Regions from separate parts of the Homo sapiens genome. Here region 1 is linked to region 2. A link is a loop called in an ENCODE intact Hi-C map of the cell type or tissue named here. Cell type or tissue: OCI-LY7. All regions are shown on one strand. Each heading gives the region's core, and the rest is flanking DNA. Links, peaks and the distances in the headings are about the cores only.

Region 1 (2,927 bases), core at 144-2,643, 87 kb after region 2:
TTGCCCAGGCTGGTCTCGAACTCCTGACCTCAAGTGATCTGCCTGCCTCCGTCTACCAAAGTGCTGTGATTACAGGCATGAGCCACCACAGCTGGCCAGATTCTTAATTAAATTTTTATTTTGAAATGAAATTCCTTATTCTAATTTTAGTATGCAGGAATAAGAGATGCAAATTTTACTTCTAAGGGCACTTATATTTGGAGTAAACTGAATCTGCAGTTCATATGACATACAGTTGTTTGTTTTTTAATTCTTAGGCACGAATTGGTTATTCATGTTGCCCTAAAAATTTTGATGTTTTTAAATATTTGCTAAAATCTTACTACATGTTGACTTTTAGATTTCATATATTATCTGATAACAACCATTTTTTAAAAATTAGGCTGATAACCATTTTTAAAAAATAGAGGTGGCTCATGCATGTAATCCCAGCACTTTGGGAGGCCAAGGCAGGTGGATCACCTGAGGTCAGGAGTTCGAGACCAGCCTGACCAACAGGATGAAACCCCATCTCTACTAAAAATACAAAAATTAGCTGGGCATGGTGGCAGGCGCCTGTAATCCCAGCTACTCAGGAGGCTGAGGCAGGAGAATCACTTGAACCTGGGAGGCTGAGATTGCAGCTAGCCGAGATTGTGCCATTGCACTCCAGCCTGGGAAACAGAGCTAGACTCCATCTCAAAAAAAATAATAAATATAAAATAAAATAAAAATAAATCAATCTCTGTTGATATAAAATGGAGATTTTGTTGTTGTAATGTTACCAACTGCACAAGTAAGCATAAATATTACAGAACGTGGAGATTAAGTAGGAAGTATTAAAGGGAATCATGCTACCCAAGTCCTGGGTGTGCTACATGTGCTGAGGAGTCAGGACTTTGCTGAGGTTCACAGAGACAAGCCAAGAATTAATGAAAACAAACCAAAGTGCCATACAGTGGTAAGATGTAAAAGGGAACACTTCCTTTCTGTTACTACAGCTTTACCTATCACAGAGGATCGAGTGTATGTTAGGCAATTATAACTTGAATTCCTTAGAAAATCAGATCTTTACAGCTAAAAACATGCAGCTTGTTACAAATAACAATTAACAAAAACGACAAACACAACCAGTCAATGTGACATCCTACTAGTGGCTATCACAGTTTAAACAATACATATGTAAAGAAATGCCAAGGAAGGAAATAAATTTTAGATTATACCAAGAGACAAAACCCAATAAAGAGGAATGTGTACCTTTTCATGATCACAGATTTTAACTCTGAAACATATATATATATATAAATAAAATATATATATTTATACCTTATAAAGTATTCATATATATATAAATACTTCTGAATATATATATATATATATATATATATATATATAATTTGTTTATTTATTTAAATAGGGTCTCACTCTGTCACCCAGGCTGGAATGCAGTGGTGCAATCATGGCTCACTGCAGCCTGACCTCCCGGGCTCAAGTGATCCTTGCACCTCAGCCTCCCAAGCAGCTGGGACTACAGGCACCCACCACCATGCCCAGCTAATTTTTGTGAATTTTTGATAGAGATGGGGTTTCATCATGTTGCCCAGGCTGGTCTTGAACTCTTGGCCTCAAGCAATCTGCCCACCTTGGACTCCCAAAGTCCTGGGATTACAGGCACGAGCCACTGCACCTGGCCTTTGTGATATATTTAGTATATACACTTGCTAGTGTGTTATTTCCTCTATGAAAGTTTCTCTGCTTGAGGGCAAAGTCCAATCTTCTATTTGTTTTTTAATACATTCAGAGTTTTCCAGTTTGAGGATTTTTTCTAATAAAAATTCTTATCTGAATGTTAGACTTTTTCCTGTAAAGATGAGACAATGATGTCTGATGTTGCAAGTATTTTAAGTGTGTGATGGATGAACTGTTGTTAAGCTCACCAAGCATAGTAATAATTATAATTAATAAATTTTAGGAAGTGATAAATTTAAATATGAAAGAATTAAAATCCCTTCTGTATTTAGAACTTCCATGATTTTTCTCATGGAGTTTCTGCATTAATTCTATGCTGCTCCTCAGGGTAGATATCTTGCTCATATTCAGAGAAAACTTCTTTTTCTAAATGCTTTTTTATGAAGGAAACATAACGTGATACAATAGTAAGAAATGAAGTACTTATTCAGGGCTTACTGATGGATGAGATTAATTTAGAGAAGAAATATAAATAGAAGCAGACTAATCATGTGTATGTGAGACCGTTTCCACATGAGCTATTATGCAGAAGGTACCATTTTGGGTGAGGGTTTGTGTGAACTCCTCTGAGGGCAGAGTTTATTGTTTCAGCTGTTGGTTGCTGAGAGCTTGAGGGCCCTGCCCTCTGTTCTTTGTCTTACTAAGAGCATGCTGACCTGACTGATTACTTCATATCAAGCCCTCATTCTTGGAATGTTCTGTAGAATAATCATATTTGTAATCCCTGTAGCACAGTGCAGCACACCTTTATTTCCTGGTGTATGGTTTTGCTGGAACTCAAAAGACAGAGTTGTTATTTCAAGGACAACATATTTGCTGAGTTAGGTGGTGATGGCTTCCACAAGGATGCTATTATCTCTGAACAAGGACACATTTATTCCAACATTGGAGCTGCCTATCATGAAATGAGTCTAAAGATAGTTTTCACTGATGAGCATTTGTAACCTTTGGTGTTTTTCACATAGCACTCTCTAAAAGCTCCAACAACTGTAGCTCCTAACATTAGGAGTTTATGAGTTCCAATTAACAGTCTTCTGTTACCCGTACATTTAAAAGCCTAACATTTTGATGCCTTTATTTTTCTTTCTGTGATTTCTCCTAAAGATTAAAAAAATGATCTAACAAACACTTGTTGATTATGAGGACATGATGATATATAATAGTTCATTCTCACCCAGTACAAACATACAGATTTTGTA
Region 2 (2,927 bases), core at 156-2,655:
TGCACAGTCATTTACTTTCTCACCAAGAGAACGAATGAAGGTTGTCAGATTAACAAAAAACAACAAAAAAGTAGATTTCTCAGTTAAGGTTGAATTTCAGATAAATTTTAGTGTAAGTATGTCCCAAATGTCAATTTTTTTAATCTGAAATTTAAATTTAACTGGGTGTCCCATATTTTTATTTGCTAAATCTGACAACCCTAAGAGGTTCTTCTGCAAATCGTGTTACCTGCTCCTCAGACATGGGGATTTATGGTGTTCTTAAGACATATTTTCTGTGGTCATTTCCTTATGATAGATAACAGAACAGGAAATAGGGGCAAAATATAAGAAGAAAAAAGGATTAAACACTAGATGAATATCAGTGGGATAGTAAGAACTAAATGAGTTATCTATGAAAGCCATGGAATTTTTAGACTGTCAAAAAAGAGTAAAATAAACAAGATTTCAAGATATACCCAAAGGTTCATTTCAGCCATTCTTCCACAGGCATTAAAATGAATGTTTTTATCCGTCCTCTTGATTTGACATTTTTAATCAAACCCTCCACCTAATATGCTTCTGGCTTCTGATATTTTCCCTTTGAACTCACCATTAACTTTGCCTTCCCAATAGGACAGAAATATATTAAATGAAACAATTGTACTTATAATCACAGAAAATCTAGTGTTGTTTCTTTATTAGTTTTTTCTTGCAGACAGAGATGGAAACATTAACAGTTTTCTGCTACTTTTTCATAAATGTGCTCACAGGCTTCTGAGCAATGGTCATATCTAATGTAAATGCTAAACAAATCATATATGTTAGTGAAGAATAACAGATTTCTGAGATCATAACATGCTTATTTAATGTTTTAAAATAAAGTAGTTCTTATTTAAATTTTGCAATAGACAGGGAAGTGTGGGTGCAGGGAAAGGGAAATCCCTGAGAATGTGGCCAAGACGTGAATTCATGGATTATACTGATAAATGCACAAAAAAGATAAATTGGTGACAGATGAGGAAATGATACTGGCTTTGAAATGCAATTGAGTCTCTGGAGTAGTACCCAGCCAGGTGGCCCCCTGTTCACAATGTCTCCCTCTCGGCCTAATGGCCACGTAGTTGAATGATCAAGGGGCAGACACCTGACCCAAGATAGGTCAAAAAGTTGCTCAGCCTTTGGAACATTACAGTTGAACTGTGACACAGAGAGAAGTTGCTGGAGCTTAAATCTGGTAATTGCAGAGCTCCAGAGAAGGAATTTTTATAGCCATAATCCCAGAAGCTGCCCTAGTTCCTGTTTCCTGAGTTTTGGTTTCAAGCTGTATCGTAGATTGCATGAACTAGTCCAGTGTTTTCCCAACAGAAGTCTTTTGCTTAAGTTAGTCTAGAGTTGGCTTTTGTGTTGCTTGTGAGCAAAAAAAAATTGTATGATGCTTTGGGCTCAGTTTCATTTCTCATTTTCATTCTCATTCAACCAAATATGTTGTTAGGGGAGTTAGAGTGGTAAATGAGATGAATAGGATTTCTGACTTCATGGAGCTTTCAGTCTAGCAGAAAAAAACGGATATTAAATTATGGAAATTAAAGGCTTATATTAATTCACTGAACAAATATGTATTGAGGCACCTATTATATACAAGGCATTGTTCTAGGCACTTGAAACATTTGTAAAGAAACAAAGATCCCTGCTCTTGTATTTTTTTATCAGGAGATGAAAACAGTAAGTAATAAGCATAGAAATACATAAATAAATAATACGGATTTAGAAGGTGGTAAATGCTATGAAAATAAATTAAAAAGTAGATCAGAAGGAATGGTATATCAAATGTCCTAAAGACAGAGAGAAATTGCAAGTTGGAGTAACTGCAAGATTATTAGAGCTGAAATATCAATGACAAGGCCAGTGGCTCAAATGAGGATGAAGAGGTTAGACAAGCTAGATTGTTAAGGACTTTATAAGCCATCTTGAGGATTTTGAACTTTATCCTAAGGCAATCTGAAGCTACTTAAGAGTTTTAAGCCATAGACTGACATGATCAGATTTGCATTTTAAATTTATCATTCTGCCTGCAACCTTGAAAACGCATTGAAAGCTAGCAGCAGTGGATGCGAGAGAATAATTGGGAGGCCCTTGGCCTAGTCTAAGTGAGAAATGGTGGTGCCCTTGACTAGCATGTGTTTCATGAATTGGACAACGATAGCTGTGATAAAATGGCTGTTTTCTACACTTAGACTTTCAGCTCTTCATATTTAGAATAGATTAATGCCTGTCCAACTTTACCTCTGTTCTTTGGGCTTTGGTGCTATAAAAGCCAACTTTAGGGCCAGGCGTGGTGGCTGATGGCTGCAATCCCAGCACTCTGGGGGGTCGAGGTGAGAGGGTTGCTTGAGGCCAGGTGTTGGAGACCAGCCTGGGCAACATAGCAAGGCCCTATCTCTACAAAAAATTTTTTGAAAACTTAGGTGGGCATGGTGGTGGTGAATGCTTGTAGTTTCAGCTACTGGTGAGGCAGAGGTGGGAGGATCCCTTGAGCTCAGGAGGTTGAGGCTACAGTGAGCCATGATCATGCCACTGCACTCCAGACTAGGCGACAGAAACCCTGTCTCAAAACTAACAAATAAAAATAAATAAATTAAATAAAGCCAATTTGTAATGTTTGGCACATTTTCATTTGCTGTATACTACCAAGTTTAATTTGGCCTCATCTTTAGGAACAAAAATATAATATGTAGGTATTTAAGGAGTACAGCAGCTAAGGGATAGGTATTAATTATCCTCACCTGGCTCTGTATCTAGTCAGTCATACATTGCAATCCTCCAACACAGTATAAACAAATCGGGTATACAACACTTTATTAATAGGGCCTTCTCACTAAATCCTTATATTCTTTTCTTTCCTAGAAAGATAATGTAGGTGATATAGAAGAAAACCACATCTCCCT

Evidence for each region. A loop is a pair of places that touch in the nucleus more often than their neighbours do. Peaks named below come from ENCODE experiments on the same cell type or tissue, not always from the same donor. Only the 100,000 strongest peaks of a DNase experiment are listed, where the experiment ranks them.
Region 1: it touches region 2 in a loop (1.8-fold over the local background); 6 of 110 quality-filtered maps call a loop at or near these places.

The regions. Positions count from the first base shown.
Region 1 is chr2:165,673,341-165,676,267 of GRCh38, forward strand. The region is part of intron 5 of CSRNP3 (cysteine and serine rich nuclear protein 3); the gene reads left to right. Among named protein-coding and RNA genes, the nearest start is that of GALNT3, 120 kb to the right of the region's middle. In OCI-LY7, for the core only: no CTCF peak of the experiment used is centred there; no DNase peak of the experiment used is centred there.
Region 2 is chr2:165,586,367-165,589,293 of GRCh38, forward strand. All of the region lies in intron 3 of CSRNP3 (cysteine and serine rich nuclear protein 3), which reads left to right. Among named protein-coding and RNA genes, the nearest start is that of CSRNP3, 120 kb to the left of the region's middle. In OCI-LY7, for the core only: no CTCF peak of the experiment used is centred there; DNase peaks (open chromatin) are centred at 1,095 and 1,415; H3K4me3 peaks cover 1,620 bases; H3K27ac peaks cover 2,500 bases.